Regions from separate parts of the Homo sapiens genome. Here region 2 is linked to region 1. A link is a contact called in ENCODE Hi-C or POLR2A ChIA-PET data. All regions are on one chromosome and are shown on one strand. The core of a region is the stretch at or near the end of the contact, and the rest is flanking DNA. Distances in the headings are between cores, read along the strand shown. Region 1 overlaps SYT1 (synaptotagmin 1). Region 2 has its middle 120 kb from the start of PPP1R12A-AS2.

What was found. A loop is a pair of places that touch in the nucleus more often than their neighbours do. ChIA-PET counts read pairs that join two places held with the same protein, here RNA polymerase II (POLR2A). Pooled maps may share reads with other maps.
Region 2: a pooled map shows a loop between it and region 1 (2.4-fold over the local background). The contact joins two enhancer-like sites. A Hi-C loop is called at or near these places in 8 of 168 maps with a recorded cell type or tissue (Caco-2, Caki2, IMR-90 and 5 more) and 5 of 50 pooled maps. POLR2A ChIA-PET finds 5 or more read pairs at or near these places in 2 of 52 experiments (H1 and PC-9).

What each region holds. Positions count from the first base shown.
Region 1 is chr12:79,422,939-79,426,021 of GRCh38, forward strand. All of the region lies in intron 9 of SYT1 (synaptotagmin 1), which reads left to right. Among named protein-coding and RNA genes, the nearest start is that of MIR1252, 5.2 kb to the left of the region's middle. Within about 2 kb of position 1,278, at least 4 of the 41 ENCODE cell types and tissues checked have a DNase peak (open chromatin) inside an H3K27ac peak, as active enhancers do; they include PC-9, where a contact is called at or near this core.
Region 2 is chr12:79,565,239-79,568,289 of GRCh38, forward strand. No RefSeq gene overlaps it. Among named protein-coding and RNA genes, the nearest start is that of PPP1R12A-AS2, 120 kb to the right of the region's middle. Within about 2 kb of position 1,298, at least 4 of the 41 ENCODE cell types and tissues checked have a DNase peak (open chromatin) inside an H3K27ac peak, as active enhancers do; they include PC-9, where a contact is called at or near this core.

The sequences.
Region 1 (3,083 bases), core at 28-2,527:
CAGAAAGAAGCAGCCCACTTCTGTCCAATAGCCAATCCACTACCCTTCAGACAAAAATGAGAAAAATAAGGATAGTCATTTAGTTAGTTTCTCTCCAGATCTGAAGACTATAGTGAGGTCTTGAGAGTTCAGTAATTCACCAGTAAGGTTCCAGGGGCAGGAAGGGAGTTCAGGGTTAGAAGCTACACTGTACCACTCCAAGATCTGTTCTTTTGTGAGCCAGCATTGTATGTGTGTGTGTCTGTGCGCCCACACATGTGTGCACACGTGCATGCATGCTTTGTTTTGTTTTAATGTCCATATTATTAGGTTACAGTCTTTTCCTTATTTCATTGCTGACTTATTACTAGAAAGGAGGGAGCTAGTGGTTTTCATTGTTGGTATCCCTTGTTTTTAGTTCTGAGAGAAAGAGAAAGAGAGAGACTCTATAATCTGCTTTCATTCTATCACCTGAGCCTGGAGGCCTCAACTAGTTCTTTTAACTCTAATTAAGCCTTAGAGTCTGCAAGTATAAGACAGCTGTGAAGTAGCTCTGCCCTCAGAATTTTGTAAGTACTTTAAGACATAGACAAACACACATACACACAACAAAACAAAACAAAAACATAAAGCTGAGGTGGTTTGGTTGGGTTCCTTGCCAGCTTAGCCTCTTACTCTTGGCTAAAAAACATTTCAAGGACTTAAACTGTGGAATAGTTCTAAGAAATTGCTTAGTCTTATCCCTGGACACTGCAAAATGGATTGCCTCAGATCTAAGAAACCCATTTATCAGAAAAATTCTTCAATTTCATGATATGTTATGGTCGAGATGTTATTGCACAATCCCACAGAAATCTAGTCCCTCTCCTAAATATGCCGAACACCTATACAGATGGAGGCAAGCAGAGAGAGGAAGGTGAGAGTGAACACTTGTTCCTGAAATCTCCCAAGATACCGGCTCTGGGTTAGCATTAGAAGGCCTAAGCACCTGGATCTATTAACCTAAATAGAAAAAAGAAATAACCAAATACTTGTTGAAATAACCAACAAGTATTTGGTTATTTCTTTTTTCTATTTAGGTTAATAGATGGAGCATTACCTAAAAATGAGATGAAGCATCACCTACAAATGTCCCTCAAACAAGTCATACTTAGTTCAGATTATAAAGAGAGTATTTGATAAATGCTGTACGTATAAGGGAATTCGAATGGCACTAGCTTACAGCTTCTTGTGTCACTACCATGCCTCTAATGCAATTTCCCCCATCTAGAAATGTAACCCTCAGCCAGTTGCCTTGAAAGCTGGTTACCGTGGAGATGATTATCAGTATTATGATGACCTATTTAGAAGAATTTCTGCATCACCAGAAAACAAATAACCACAGAGAGAGCCTTTCAAATGAATCATGCTCTTTCTCTGAAAGTGCCTTTACAAACAAATGCCATGGATGTATTGTGTTTGTGTGCTGTGTGTGGATTTGTTCATTATTTGTATTTGCAAAGGTTTTAGTGAAATTCCAGTTGTCTTTAGGCATGCCAAGAGTAGAGAGGGTAGTACAAACAACAGGCATAAGCATATAGACATCTGTCCTCTTCCTACAATTTGAAATGCATGGCCATGGCTGTATTGATTTCTCAGCAATGTTAACATTTCTTTCATTTGTACAGTTTTTCTTGCTCATCCACTGCTTTTTGAGGCTTTTTAAGGACTGCTGGAATGTGGTTGGCAGGTGGTTGGTAAAGACTGGTTTTTACAAACTGATTGGCCATTAATAGTTCCTAAACACACTATGACTACTTGATGACTATTTTGATTTTCTCAAAATTATGTCATGAAATATTCTCTTAACTTCTGTTTGGTCTCCCATTTTTCTATAAAATAGTTTTGTGTGTGATTGTATGCAGACCTAGTGTTTTGTTTTTTTTTTAAGTTTTTAAATTTGTTATCCATTAATCATTGCCCTGCTCCTTATAGGAAAGACTGATTTTCAGCTGCTGCCCTTTTTGGTTTTGTTTTGCTTTTGATTTTTCTTCTTCTTTTTTTTTTTTTTTTTTTGAGACATTTAATTTGCACTTGTAAAAATTTCAGTGATAAAAATTAAACCTTTATTATGTTCATAGAAGCAGCAAATAACAATATAAGCCAAATGTTACCCCAAAGAGGTCAAACAGATCTAATATTTTCCTTCCAGTCTATGAAGGTCGTGTATTATGGCATTTTTATATTTGTTCTTATTGTATTTTCAGGCACACTCCTTTTTCTACTCTCATCCTTCCACCCACTGTCACTTCTTCTAAGGTAATGGCAGGAATGTTCATATTTTCTGCTGTTATTTCATATCATCTAGCAAAGTGCTGGATAATCGATGTTTAATAAACCTGACCCCTCATATAACCTCAAAAGTTTCAAAAGTTCTTTAACCAGATAAACTCCATTTTTGTCTGTTCATGTTCACAATGGCCTTCCAGTCTAGGAATCTCCATTTTTTAAACCATGTACAGGCAGTCTGTTTTCCACAGAACATTTTGGGTTTAAGTCAATTAACTAATTTTGGCCCCATTTTCAATTTCTATACCATAGACTTGTCCTTATGCCCAAAATCACATTGCTCTGAACTGAGGGCAAATATCAAATTCATATTAATCACCTCACTAATATTCTTAGGCTGGTCTGAATGCTATGTAAATCCCAATAAAAATCTTAGTGTGAAAAAATTTTCTTCAACTAAATATAACTCCTTCTCTTTCAATATTTTTTAGAAGTACATTGACATTTTAATTAACAAGTTCTTACTTAAATTTTAACTCCAAAGAGTCTAGCACAATATATTTAAGTAGTCAACTACACAGTCAGTGTAAAATGTTGACTTCTGTCCATCTAACACAGTTGTATAGGAACGGTTTTACCTGCAAAGCACTAATAATACTTATTGGCGTATGGCCTTTGACTCATTTATACCATTTCCTAAAAGAGGCATGAAGGACACAGAGAGCTTTTCCATGTAACTCAGAGCCCATAAATGGTAGCTCCTCTTAGAATATTATGTCTACTCTCTTATTCAATTATTCAATAAAGATTGTTAACTCTCCCTCTAAAGTGGCCTT
Region 2 (3,051 bases), core at 48-2,547, 140 kb after region 1:
CCGCCGTGGGCTCCTGCATGGCCTGAGCCTCCCCGACGAGTGCTGCCCCCTGCTCCATGGCACCTGGTCCCATCGACCGCCCAAGGGCTGAGGAGTGTGGGCACACGGCGTGGGACTGGCAGGCAGCTCCACCTGTGGCCCCGGTGTGGGATCCACTGGGTGAAGCCAGCTGGGCTCCTGAGTCTAGTGGGGACTTAGAGAAACTTTATGTCTAGCTAAGGGATTGTAAATACACCAATCAGCACTCTGTATCTAGCTCAGGGTTTGTAAATACACCAATTGACACTCTGTATCTAGCTAATCTAGTGGGGACGTGGAAAACTTTTGTGTCTGTCTCAGGGATTGTAAACACACTAATCAGCACCCTGTCAAAACGGACCAATCAGCTCTCTGTAAAACAGACCAATGGGCTCCCTGTAAAATGGACCAATCAGCAGGACGTGGGTGGGGCCAGATAAGAGAATAAAAGCAGGCCGCCTGAGCCAGCAGTGGCAAGCCACTGGGGTCCCCTTTCACACTGTGGAAGCTTTGTTCTTTTGCTCTTTACAATAAATCTTGCTACTGCTCTTTGGGTCCACACTGCCTTTATGAGCTGTAACACTCACCATGAAGGTCTGCAGCTTCACTCCTGAAGCCATCAAGACCACAAAACCACCGGGAGGAACGAACAACTCCAGACGCGCCGCCTTAAGAGCTGTTTAACACTCACCACGAAGGTCTGCAGCTTCACTCCTGAGCCAGTGAGACCACGAACCCACCAGAAGGAAGAAATTCCGAACACATCCGAACATCAAAAGGAACAAACTCTGGACACGCTGCCTTTAAGAACTGTAACACTCGCCGTGAGGGTCCACGGCTTCATTCTTGAAGTCAGTGAGACCAAGAACCCACCAATTCCAGACACAAGAGTACTGACCTACTTACTAGAGTGTATTCATCAGATATGTAGAGTCTAATAATGGTAAGTATAAGATCCAACATAAGGAAAAAATACAACATGAAGAAATTGTCCTGTGTGTATAATTTCAAATTAATACATATAATTGGACAAATAAAATATCCACTTCCCAATTAAAGTCTTTTTCTAGGTCATAAAATAAACCTTACTTTCAAACTTGTGCAATTCAGCAGAAAAAAATGTTTTGTTCTAGACCCTTTCAAGTGCCCCGTGACCTTCTCCCGCAATGATTAAAAAAAAAAAAAACCCTATTGCCAACATCTATACTTGCTGCCTTAAAGCATGCGTATGCAAATCAATAAAAAATGCTTCTTGTTGTACAGGAACAGGAGCAGGTCAGTAGACAAGGAACTTCCTGCTTTGGTATGCTTCCTGTTTTCTGCTATCAGGACATACCTGTAAGTAGTAATCAGGATCACTGAAAAAACAAATTGAGAAGTAGAGAAAAAAAATGACTTGTTGCCAACCCACGTGAATTCAAGCTAATTCATCCTGTTTATTTAGTTCCTGTTTCAGCTTGGTTAATGACACTTCCCTGGAATGTATTTGTTTAGGAGTCCAAGCAGAGACATTTCTTACTAGGAAAACAGGCCCAGGGTGAACCCAGAGATTTAGAGGAAAAGAAACCTAACGGGGAAATATTTTAAGCTTCTCAAGTAAACTAACTCAAGAAACTTTCTTTCTAAAAGATGTTTTCCTTTACCCAAGATTTTGTTCAATATTTCTTCAGTAGCTACAATTTACCAGGGACTGTAGAGATTACATCTGTGTCAATACATACTGCATTCTTTTTTAGAACAGAGTTCTGATTTACTTCAATTGGGTTTCTAAGAGACATAGAGTCTTCCTAGAAAAGCAGAAATTTATGACCAGAAGGCAGTTTTGTTAATAGTCCAGAAGCTTCCTTATAACCTTTTTTTAAAAAAAGATTTTCAGGAAAGACAACCATTACAATCTTCTCAACTTCGCTACTGATATAAACCATATTATCCATGAAAATGCATTGTTTCACACAATTTACATGCATTATCTCATTTGTTCTTCACGATGACCCAACCAAGTTAGGCACTATTTTGTCCTTGCTGTAGAAGAGGAAACTGTAAAGCAACTTGCCCTACCTGACAGAGCTAGTAGTGGTAGAGCCAGGATTTGAATTCAAGTAGGTCTAACTTGGAAGCTAGTGCTCAAGTGTGTCTGATTTGGAAGCTACCACTTCATTAGGTGGTGCTTGTACAAACAGCCTTAAATACAGCACTCAGGTGTAATAACCATGGTTCAGTCAGATGTTGAATGCATTTTTCTAAATATTTCTCTGATTGAAACCAATCTCTCCATCTCAATTCCTTCAAAGCTTGCCTTAAATACTAGATCCTAAAGAAGTCCCTCCTAGTCCTTTAAGGAACGAATTAATCTCTCTCCTTTGCTTGTGCACATTCTGTTCTCTATATGTAAGCTTTTTTGAGAATGGAACCAGGCTGATTTCCTATGCACTCCTGGTGCTTCTCATACAGAAGTAAAAGGACCATATCATACTTAAAGAAACAGGCCTCCAACAGCTGTTTGTAATGCTGAATTCAAATCATGTTCTAAAGAGGCAAGAATAAATAAGCATTAATTTCTACTCTGCTCAAAAAATAGTTTTTATAACTTCCTATACCATATGGCTTGATAGTATTTTGTAATCCCTAGTCTTTCTTCTAAACAGACCTGTGCTGCAGACTAATTTTATTAGTGGTTAGATACCTCAGTTTTCAGGTACTGGTAAATATCTGATTTAATTTATATCATCATGAGATCTCAAATAAATAAAATATCTCCCTCAGCCTTATTTCCCCATCTTCAAATAGATTGATCAACTTCTAAACAGTCAGGAAGACGTTATAAACTCATGTGAGGCCAAATAACAGAAACTTCTCAAGTATCCTAAGGAGGGAATTTAAGTTGTTTTAAGAGTTTTTAAAAATCAATGTATAAAAGGCTAAATAAATACTATTCTAAGTTAATAAATGAGCCAGGTACAGTAAATCCCCCAAACTGGATCTAATTCCCCAACATGTTCTCCTCAAATGAAATAAATCTTTACATAAGAATCA